Linked DNA regions of Homo sapiens: region 1 is linked to region 2. The links are chromatin loops, found by intact Hi-C in ENCODE. Cell type or tissue: PC-3. All regions are shown on one strand. Each heading gives the region's core, and the rest is flanking DNA. Links, peaks and the distances in the headings are about the cores only. Region 1 has its middle 95 kb from the start of GEMIN8. Region 2 overlaps OFD1 (OFD1 centriole and centriolar satellite protein).

The links. Peaks named below come from ENCODE experiments on the same cell type or tissue, not always from the same donor. Only the 100,000 strongest peaks of a DNase experiment are listed, where the experiment ranks them.
Region 1: it touches region 2 in a loop (3-fold over the local background); 5 of 110 quality-filtered maps call a loop at or near these places.

Annotation. Positions count from the first base shown.
Region 1 is chrX:13,933,069-13,937,468 of GRCh38, reverse strand. It overlaps a transcript of GPM6B not described here. Among named protein-coding and RNA genes, the nearest start is that of GEMIN8, 95 kb to the left of the region's middle. In PC-3, for the core only: no CTCF peak of the experiment used is centred there; no DNase peak of the experiment used is centred there; H3K27ac peaks cover 965 bases.
Region 2 is chrX:13,748,134-13,752,533 of GRCh38, reverse strand. OFD1 (OFD1 centriole and centriolar satellite protein) reads right to left here. Exons shown (of 23, transcript NM_003611.3): 9 at 3,001-3,107; 10 at 1,166-1,285. Among named protein-coding and RNA genes, the nearest start is that of OFD1, 16 kb to the right of the region's middle. In PC-3, for the core only: CTCF peaks have their summits at 2,145 (motif pointing left) and 4,269; a DNase peak (open chromatin) is centred at 2,123; H3K27ac peaks cover 2,687 bases.

The DNA.
Region 1 (4,400 bases), core at 194-4,193, 190 kb before region 2:
GGTGAGGGCTTGGGAATTGCTTGCCCGCTCCTCCGCTTCCCCTAATCATTCATCCCCCTCTTTCACATTATCTTTGCTATTAATTGTGTGTGGGGGGGCGATAATTTTGTACGGATTAAAATTTTGGTGAGGAGTAAAGGGGGCACTTTTTTGCATTTCAAAGGAAGCTCAAATAATTTTCTGGTTTACATTTTTAAAAAATTTACTAGGTGATCAAAATATGAAAGGAGATAAGGCCCACCAAATCCAACAGGAAAATTTCTTTCTAAAAAGGCAAGAACTAGCATAAGATCCTTCTAGAAAGGGCAGAATCGAGTGGCCTGTAACTCAGGTTCCTACTTCTCTTAATGTCCCCCATGTGAGCAGTCAAACCATTCAACCTCCGTTTTAAATGAGGCTCATACACAAAATGAGGCTCAGAGGATGACTGCTACTCAGCCTGTGATCACTTTGGTGATAATTGCCACCAAAGATGTTACAGTTACGAACAAGTGTGGTATTGAGGAAAGCATCAACTACTTTTTCTGAAATCGTTATTTTAATTTAACGCTAGGCGTTTGGATTTGTACGTGGAATTATCACACGGGGACCTTCTCCAGAACAGCTTTCACAATACTTTGGACTGATTTAGGGGTAGGGTGGGCTTCATTTTTAAACAGGTGTGGAGTTGGGTGCAGTTCTCATGAAGCAAAGGCCCGAGCCAGAGACCTGTTCTTAAGGAAGTACTTTGTGTTTTGGACAATTGTTGGCTCCACATTTCAATTGCCAATTTATGTTAATTTGTGCATACTTCACTGGTTCTGGCAGTATCCTTGGTTTTGGTTTTAGTTTTTACATTAAAAAGAAAGTTCCCTTCATGTAAAAAAGGAAACATACTGATTTCCTTTGGTAGACTCTTAGTAAATACACCACAGGGCCATGAACTGGTTTTATTTTTCCAGATGTATTTAATTACCGTGCATCCTCTTATGAATGTTTTAATTGAAATGATTTAACGTTGGGAAAATTCTGACCATTGGCCCATTAAGTCGGGACTTTGGTTCTTAATACAATTAGTTCCTTAACCAGGATCAGTTAATTTACTGGTAAAATAGATGAGGTTTGTAGAAATAAAAGTCCCTTCAGACTCAAATTTTAAGGTATTTGCAATCTTTAACCTAAAAATAAAATAATGAGTAGTGGTGATATGTGTAATTTCACTTTTCATTACATCTTGAAAGAAAACATGGGTTTTTCATTGTTAAGCCAGTTTTTTTATAGCCTTAAGATGTAATTCACATATCATACAATTCACACGTTTAAGTATACAAGTCAGTGGTCTTCAGTATATTCAGATTTGTGCAGCCATCACTACTATCTAATGTTAGAACATTGTCATCAACCCCAAAAAGAAATCTTGTACCCATTTCGCAGTCACTCCTCATTCTCTTCTCCCCCCAGCCCCTGGCAAGCACTAACCTACTTTCTGTCTCTATGGATTTGCCTCTTCTGGAGGGTTCAGGTAAATGGAATGAGCCAATTGATGTCTGAAGTGTATTTGACTGTTCAGTAACTTTGGTCGTTTTGCACAATGAGATGTTGCTGTATTGTGTATGCAGTACGCTACCTAAATGAGTGTGTTGAAACTATTTCTCTGGCTGAAGGGTTCCATGTTTGGCTGCACATATTGTGAAGGTGAGTGAGAGTGCACACACACAGCACACAGACACACACACCCTTCAGTGTTAACTCTGGTTTTATCTGATAGGAACTTGCATTGCCCAACAGAATTTTGATTCTGTTACCTTGTTCATAGGCCTGAAGGCATAGCAATTAAGTGAATTCCATGTAATAACCTCTTATAAGGCATTTGTGGAATATCCAAGCTGCTTTAATATGGCTTATGTATCCAGAGAGAAATGCGGATTTTGTTTCTTTGCCTATAATTGTTTTATTTTTATTTATTTATCTTTTGGAGACAGGGTCTCACTCTGTCCATGCTGTACTGCAGTGGCCTGATGTAATAACTCACTGTGGCCTGGAACTCCTGGGCTGAAGCAGTCGTCCCACCTCAGCCTCCCAAGTAGCTGGGACTACAGGCATGTGTCACCATGCCCGATTAAGCTTTACAGTTTTTTTTTTTTTTTTTTTTTTGTAGAGATAGGGTATTTCTATGGTGCCCAAACTGGTCTCAAACTCCTGGCCTCAAGTGATCCTCCCTCCTCTGCTTCCCAAAGTGCTGGGATTACAGGCGTGAGCCACTGTGAGTGGCCAATTGCCTATCATTTTAAATGGAAACTGTATACGAAATGATCAGATACAACAAAATATTGAAATAATTGTTTCAACCCATTTTGTGGTAAGGAAGTTTTTATAAGGATTATGTATTTAAATGTCAATAATTTCACTAAATAGCATTATAAAAAATTTTGGTCTAGAGCAGTTCTTTTTAATATGTGTACAGATCATCTAGCGATCTTGTTAAAAAAGCAGTGTCTGATTCAGTGGGCCTGGGTGGGGCCTGAGTTTCTGCATTTGTAACAAGCTCCCAGTGGGTGCTCATGCTTCTGGTTCCTGGAGCCAGGAAGCAAAGAAGGCTGTTAAGCAGAGAGGCCCTGGTGCCTGCCCCAGCTTGCCCACTAGTTTGCTGTGTGATCGTGGGTAAATCATTTTCTCTTCATAATTTTAGTTGACTATAAAATAAAAGAATTTGATGAAATTATTTCTTTGGGTCTTTACAGGTCAACCAATATGTAATTTAGAAAAAAAGAAATGAGAGAGTAATGTTATGCTTGAAAACCACGAGAAAACAGCTCCCTGATGGTCTAAACACTACTTGAATGCATGAAGCCAGCATCAGAAGTGTCACCTGTAGTTGGGTTAAATGCTGGCATCTTCGATGTGCATGCTTCCAGTATGATTGGCTCTTCTCCAAGGGAACTGGTGGAGGAAGCTATAATGTTCTCCCTCTTTAACACTTCCAGCTTTGGCTTCTCCTGACCTCTTTTCCTTAAATCCCTTTCTTCCCCGACATCCAGGCTCAAGCCACCCTCAGAGGCTGCACTCAGAAAGAAGCACGCTGAAGACCCATACATGCAATGCTTGGTTCTGGAAGCTTGCTCAGGAATTCAGATGCAGTGGGAGACAAAAAGGAATGGAATCCTGCTGAATAACTGGGCAGGAAGTGATCCCAGAATATGCTAGCTTCCCTCCCTCTGAGTCTAAAGATCTAGTAAGGAGCCCACCCTTGGATCTTGGAGAGAGCTCCCTTTTAATATCGGGACACAAACCGACATTTTGAGTAAACCTCATAGTCGAATACCACGGAGTACTGTTTGTGACAAACAGGAAGTCATTAATTCTTTATTATATTTTTGCTCTACCGAAAGCTGTTGACCAAACCACCTGGCTTCTCCGAGAAAACCCTTATCTGCTACATCCAGGACCAAGCAGCTGGATGGTTTATTGAAAATGCCAAAGGGATCAATCATAAAACGTGCCACTTATGTAGCCTAAACATTTTGTTTAACTTTAAACATTAATTTGCTGATATTTTATTGTAGAGTCAAGGCCTTTGCTTTGAGTGCAAGGACCTGATTGGAGTTCCTAGAAGTCTTTCTTACATTAAATCACAGCCAAAATTCATTGGCTTCTGATTTTCAGCTTCAGATTCTTACATTAAAGTAGAATGAAAACCTAAAGGCATTGGGAACCAATCTCTGGGCAGAATCCCTTTATATCACCTACCCCACTCCCCTTAAACCTTTAAATTTGCCCGTACTTACTTTTGCAACTATTTTCTCAAGTGACTCATTTTTGTTAAGACTCTCCAAAGTAATCAACCTGGTTTTCAAAGAAAGGAAAAAACTCTCTCGTTTGGCACTCCTATTTTATTAGTTTATGTAATATCGAATTAAGTTTCATAATTCTAGTAACAAGTACAACTGGCATAAACAGGTTTGGGAACAAACACCACTGACTCTTCTTAAGTACACTACTTGGGGGAGAAGCAGTACATACATATATTGCAAAAGAGCCTACAACCCAAGTTCTGGACAATGATCAGTATGGTTTAGAAAAAGAATGGAGGATATGGGGTAAATGGGTGGGGTCCTTTAGGTAAACATTGGTAAGAGAGCATCTGCTATATTTTGAGCCATCATCATCCATTTAATAATTTTAACATGATGGCTGGCTTGTTAGTGTTTTTCATATGCTTCTTTCTGTTCAAATACCAAATTTGTCAAGAGCAGAAATCGTTTTATTCATTGTTATACCCCAATGTTCATTGGAATGATTGGCATATTATAGGTGTTACACAAATATTTGTTTAAAAATGAGGATTCATATGCATTTTATTAAGGTCTGTCAACATTAAAATTATAGATTTCAAGGTATTTAAATTAACATTGATGTACTGC
Region 2 (4,400 bases), core at 278-4,277:
CAATAGATAAAAAAGCTGCCATATTTTTTAAAAATAGGATTTGTTTAAAGGATTACCTCAAGAAACCTTTGCAATATTATGTAATGGAATATCGATGACAAATTATGAGAAAGGCAATAAAAGAGGCCAAATAAGAAATGCCCAGAGCACCTGAGTTGAATCATTTCCTCGTGACACATTTACAACAAATATTAACTGAGCACTTTTTATGTGCCAGATGCTTTCCCACACACTGAAGAGAAATGTTACCACATGGGCATAATGTCGTAGCACTGAGATATTATTCACTGATACACAAAACTCAGACTACAGAAAAGCCAAAGTTACCATAGTTGTCCATATTTTCCTTTCCCTATATCACTTTTTGCCTCACATAGTTAATTTTAGCTCTTTTGATTCTGGCTTTGCTGAATCTTGAAGGAATACAAGGCACATGTTCACTGACAAATACTATGACCACTAGTATAATTTATATATTGTCAGATAACCCCATCCTTCTGACTGTATGAGTGAGGTAGAGGAAAAGATAACTAAAAGTGGTTATAATTCCAATTTTACAGCTTATCAACTATGCAAGCTAAGCAAGTCACAAGGTGTCCTGAAAATTAAAGCAAATCACAGCCCACAATAAACGTTAGAGAAGCCATAAGAAGCGCAGAGGATGTGCTTCTCTGTATTTTTTTATTGTTGTTAATTTTTGAGATGGATTGTCACTGTCACGCAGGCTAGTAGAGTGCAGTAGCACAACTTCAGTTCACTGCAACGTCTGCCTCCCGGGTTCAAGTGATTCTCCTGCCTCAGCCTCCCCAGTAGCTGGGATTACAAGTGCCCACCACCACACCCAGCTAATTTTTGTATTTTTAGTAGAGATGGGGTTTCACCATGTTGGCTAGGCTGGTCTTGCACTCCTGACCTCAGGTGATCCGCCCACCTCAGCCTCCCAGAGTGCTGGGATTATAGGCATGAGCCACCACACCCGGCCCTTATCTTTTAAAAACTATCCTAACTCAAATGCAGGAAAGGATTGACTGTATCGATAAAACTATGTTTTTTTTTTTTCAAACACTAAAGTTTGCCTAAGTTACAGACTACTTTGTCAGTTTTTGTTATGTTTCTACCAATTTAATTTAAACATATTAGTTATTTAAAAATGCTAAACAATTACTTTAGAAGTTCATTCTTGAGCTTTCGGTCATAGGTCTCCTCAAAACTCTTTATATTCTGCTCCTGTCTCCTAAGTGCCTCAGTTATGCTTTTATGTTTTTCTTCCTGGAGCTTCTGGTTCCTGAAATTAACAAAAATATAAAAAGTAAATAAACTACCATAGCTGAGCTAACAAATTTAGGAAAAAATCACATGTGTCTAGTTCCACAGACTAAAACTGCTACATGATATCACTACTGGGAAGTAGAAGGAAAGAGCCAGAAGTCCTCAGTGTATTTTATGAACTGACCTAGTTACAGCATATTGAAACTAGCAGAATTGACTGTGCTTTGGGCTGAGGGGAGTGGGAGAGTCTCAAGAGGGAAGTGGTTTCTCACTGAAAATAAACACTCAAACAATGGTTATAGGTGATAAATAGCCAAAATCAATCCTGGGATGAAATAATGATATTATTAGTTACAAAGTAACAAATAAGTGTACTTATGTGCTTAAATCTTCTATAATGCTGTTTCTAACTGTGGGATTTAATTAATTAGTCCATACATATTCAAGGTACAATATGTGTTTTTGTCATTTAATAACCAATCAGCTTTAGCCAAGTGTGGTGGCCCGCACCTATAATCCCAGCTTTTCAGAAGGCTGAGGCAGGAGGATTGCTTGAGCCCAAGTGTTTGAGACCAGCCTGGGCAATACAGAGAGACACTGTGTCTTAAAAACAAAACAAAACAAACAAAAAACCCTATTGATTGAATATTGAAAAAAGTACCAAAAGAGAGGGCAAAAGATAGATGGATCAATCAGGGCTTCCAAATACTGAAGAATAGAATGGTCTTCATAGTGAGACTTTAAATCAACCATAGCACCAACTCCTTAGCCAGGGAGGTAGGTTCATGGGTGGTGAGATCCAGCCATCCTGAGAAGTGCTACAAAATGCTGACTAGTCTAAGAACAGGTAAAGGCTCTAGGTATTAGCTCCCTCTGCTGGTAATCTGGAAAGCCATGGAGAGGTAAACTACATTTATTTAGTTTATATGCTGAGAAGGAGGGAACAAGAGTAGAGAAAATGGAGGTAAAGGAATGATGAACTCTCTCTGCCCCAATTTTGTGCCTATTTCCTCTCTCTTGATCAATTTACCTTTTCATTATTGCCAAAAAGAGAGTAAGGTAGACAGAGAGTTGAAATCAAACAAATCAAGCCTATAGAAGTGAGAAAAAAACATTAATGGAGCCAAATTCTTTAATGAACTAAGATTCCTGGAGTATCTATGGGTGTCAATAGCAGATTCCCAAAGGAAGAGAAGGCTTATTGCACAAACTATAGACAGGTGAACTTGCCATCAATCCCAGGTAAGATCTCAAGGATGAAACATTTGTGAGCACTTAGAAACAGTGAGTAACAAAGAAATGGTTTCACCAAGTACAAGTCAAGTTGGACCACCATACTTCCTTTTCTGAGCACACAGCTGGTAAAAGCTGCAGGCCTGGATATATGGAATTCAGTTACTATACATACACACACGGAACTATCAGATCTGAGGGACTGAATGTAACTGCAAAACATACGATCTGTTCCAGTATTAACAGCTTCTCCAAATAATCTGTCTGGTCTTACTGTAGCCTGATGATAGCATCTCATTCGTCTTTTCATCTTAATGTTTAATATTTCAAAAACAAAACCCTAGTGTTTGTTCCTCTTAATTTGTACCTTCTAGGTGATATCCCCTTTACAAATAAGAACTCTACTTGGCAATGAACATTAGAATATTTAGATATATATTTAGTAATTCTTTTTAATCTCATCATTCTGAATATCCAAAATGAACATGCATTACTTACAATTCAAAAGCTTCAACTCTTTGCTTCAGCTCTGCTTCTCTTCCTCTTAGCAAATCCATATCTTTTAGTAAAAGTTGCCTTTGAGCATAAATTTCTTTTGTTTCAATCTGTATAGAAAAGCATTAATTTTTAGCAAGCAAGCTAATGAAAGCAAAACAGATTTGAATGAATATACTGCTTCCTACATTCCAAAAAGCAAAGTACAGACATTTAGGATAACAATTTCACCTTCAAGAGATTCCGACTCAAGGTATACTTTTTGCGTATTCTAGTTGCATAAAAATTTACTCCCCCAATGACTGTTAAACTACCATTACCCTACAGTCCTAACATGCCATGTGAAATTTATGCTATTTAGTTCTTTAACATCTCTCAGTCCCTTATCTAAAAAAATTTTTTTTTTTTTTTTTTTGAGACAGGGTCTCACTCTGTCACACAGGCTGGAGTGCAGTGGGGTGATCTTGGCTCACTGCAACCTCCACCTCCCAAGCTCAAGGGGTCCTCCCACCCCAGCCTACCGAGTAGCTGCAGGCACTACAGGCACACGCCACCAAGTCCGGCTGATTTTTTGTATTTTTGTAGAGATGGGGTTTTGCCATGCTGCCCAGGCTGGTGTCGAACTTCTGGACTCAAGCGATATGCCTGCCTTGGCTTCCCAAGGTGCTGGGACTACAAGCATGAGCCACCACACCTGGCGCCCTTACCTAAATTTTGGCAAGTTCCCCAGAAAGAAAAATTAAGCAAAATGTACATTCAGCAGTAAAACTCCAAAAGAATTGAATCCCCATGGTTTTTAGTGGTGGTGTCGTCTGAATGTTTCAGTTCACGGGTCATTCTGACTCAGAGTTAGCAAGCTCATATGAACTCCTAAAAGAATGGGCCATCCTTCCATTTGTGTGTTCACAGAGAAAGAATTTACTAACTACCTATGACATGTCAAGCAGCATACTGGGAACTGGATATAAAAAGGTAGACAGATATAGTCCTCATCTCTAAAGACCTCACAATTTAGTCAGGGAGTGAGAAACAATCACACTAAGATGTGATGATTTTGTAACTGAAGTACATAAAGACTGATGCAGGAATGAGGCCTAAATGGGTCGCTCAGTGGGAGTCAGGGACGGCATCACCCAGGTGACATCCAAGCTGGGTCTTGAAAGACACTATGGTTTTTATCAGGGAGAGAAGGGGATGGACAGTCCAGGTGAGGGAATAAAGACATGGTGCTTCTTATGAGGATGACAATCTTCTTCAAAGCCTTCAGATGATCAGATAAATAAACAGGGATCTAGTCAGTCACCTATCTTGAAGGTTGAAGTTATTAGTCTAAACACAATCCAATCATCTCAAAGATATGTGCTTCTGACATTCATTTTTATAGCTGAAGCAAACCCAATTCC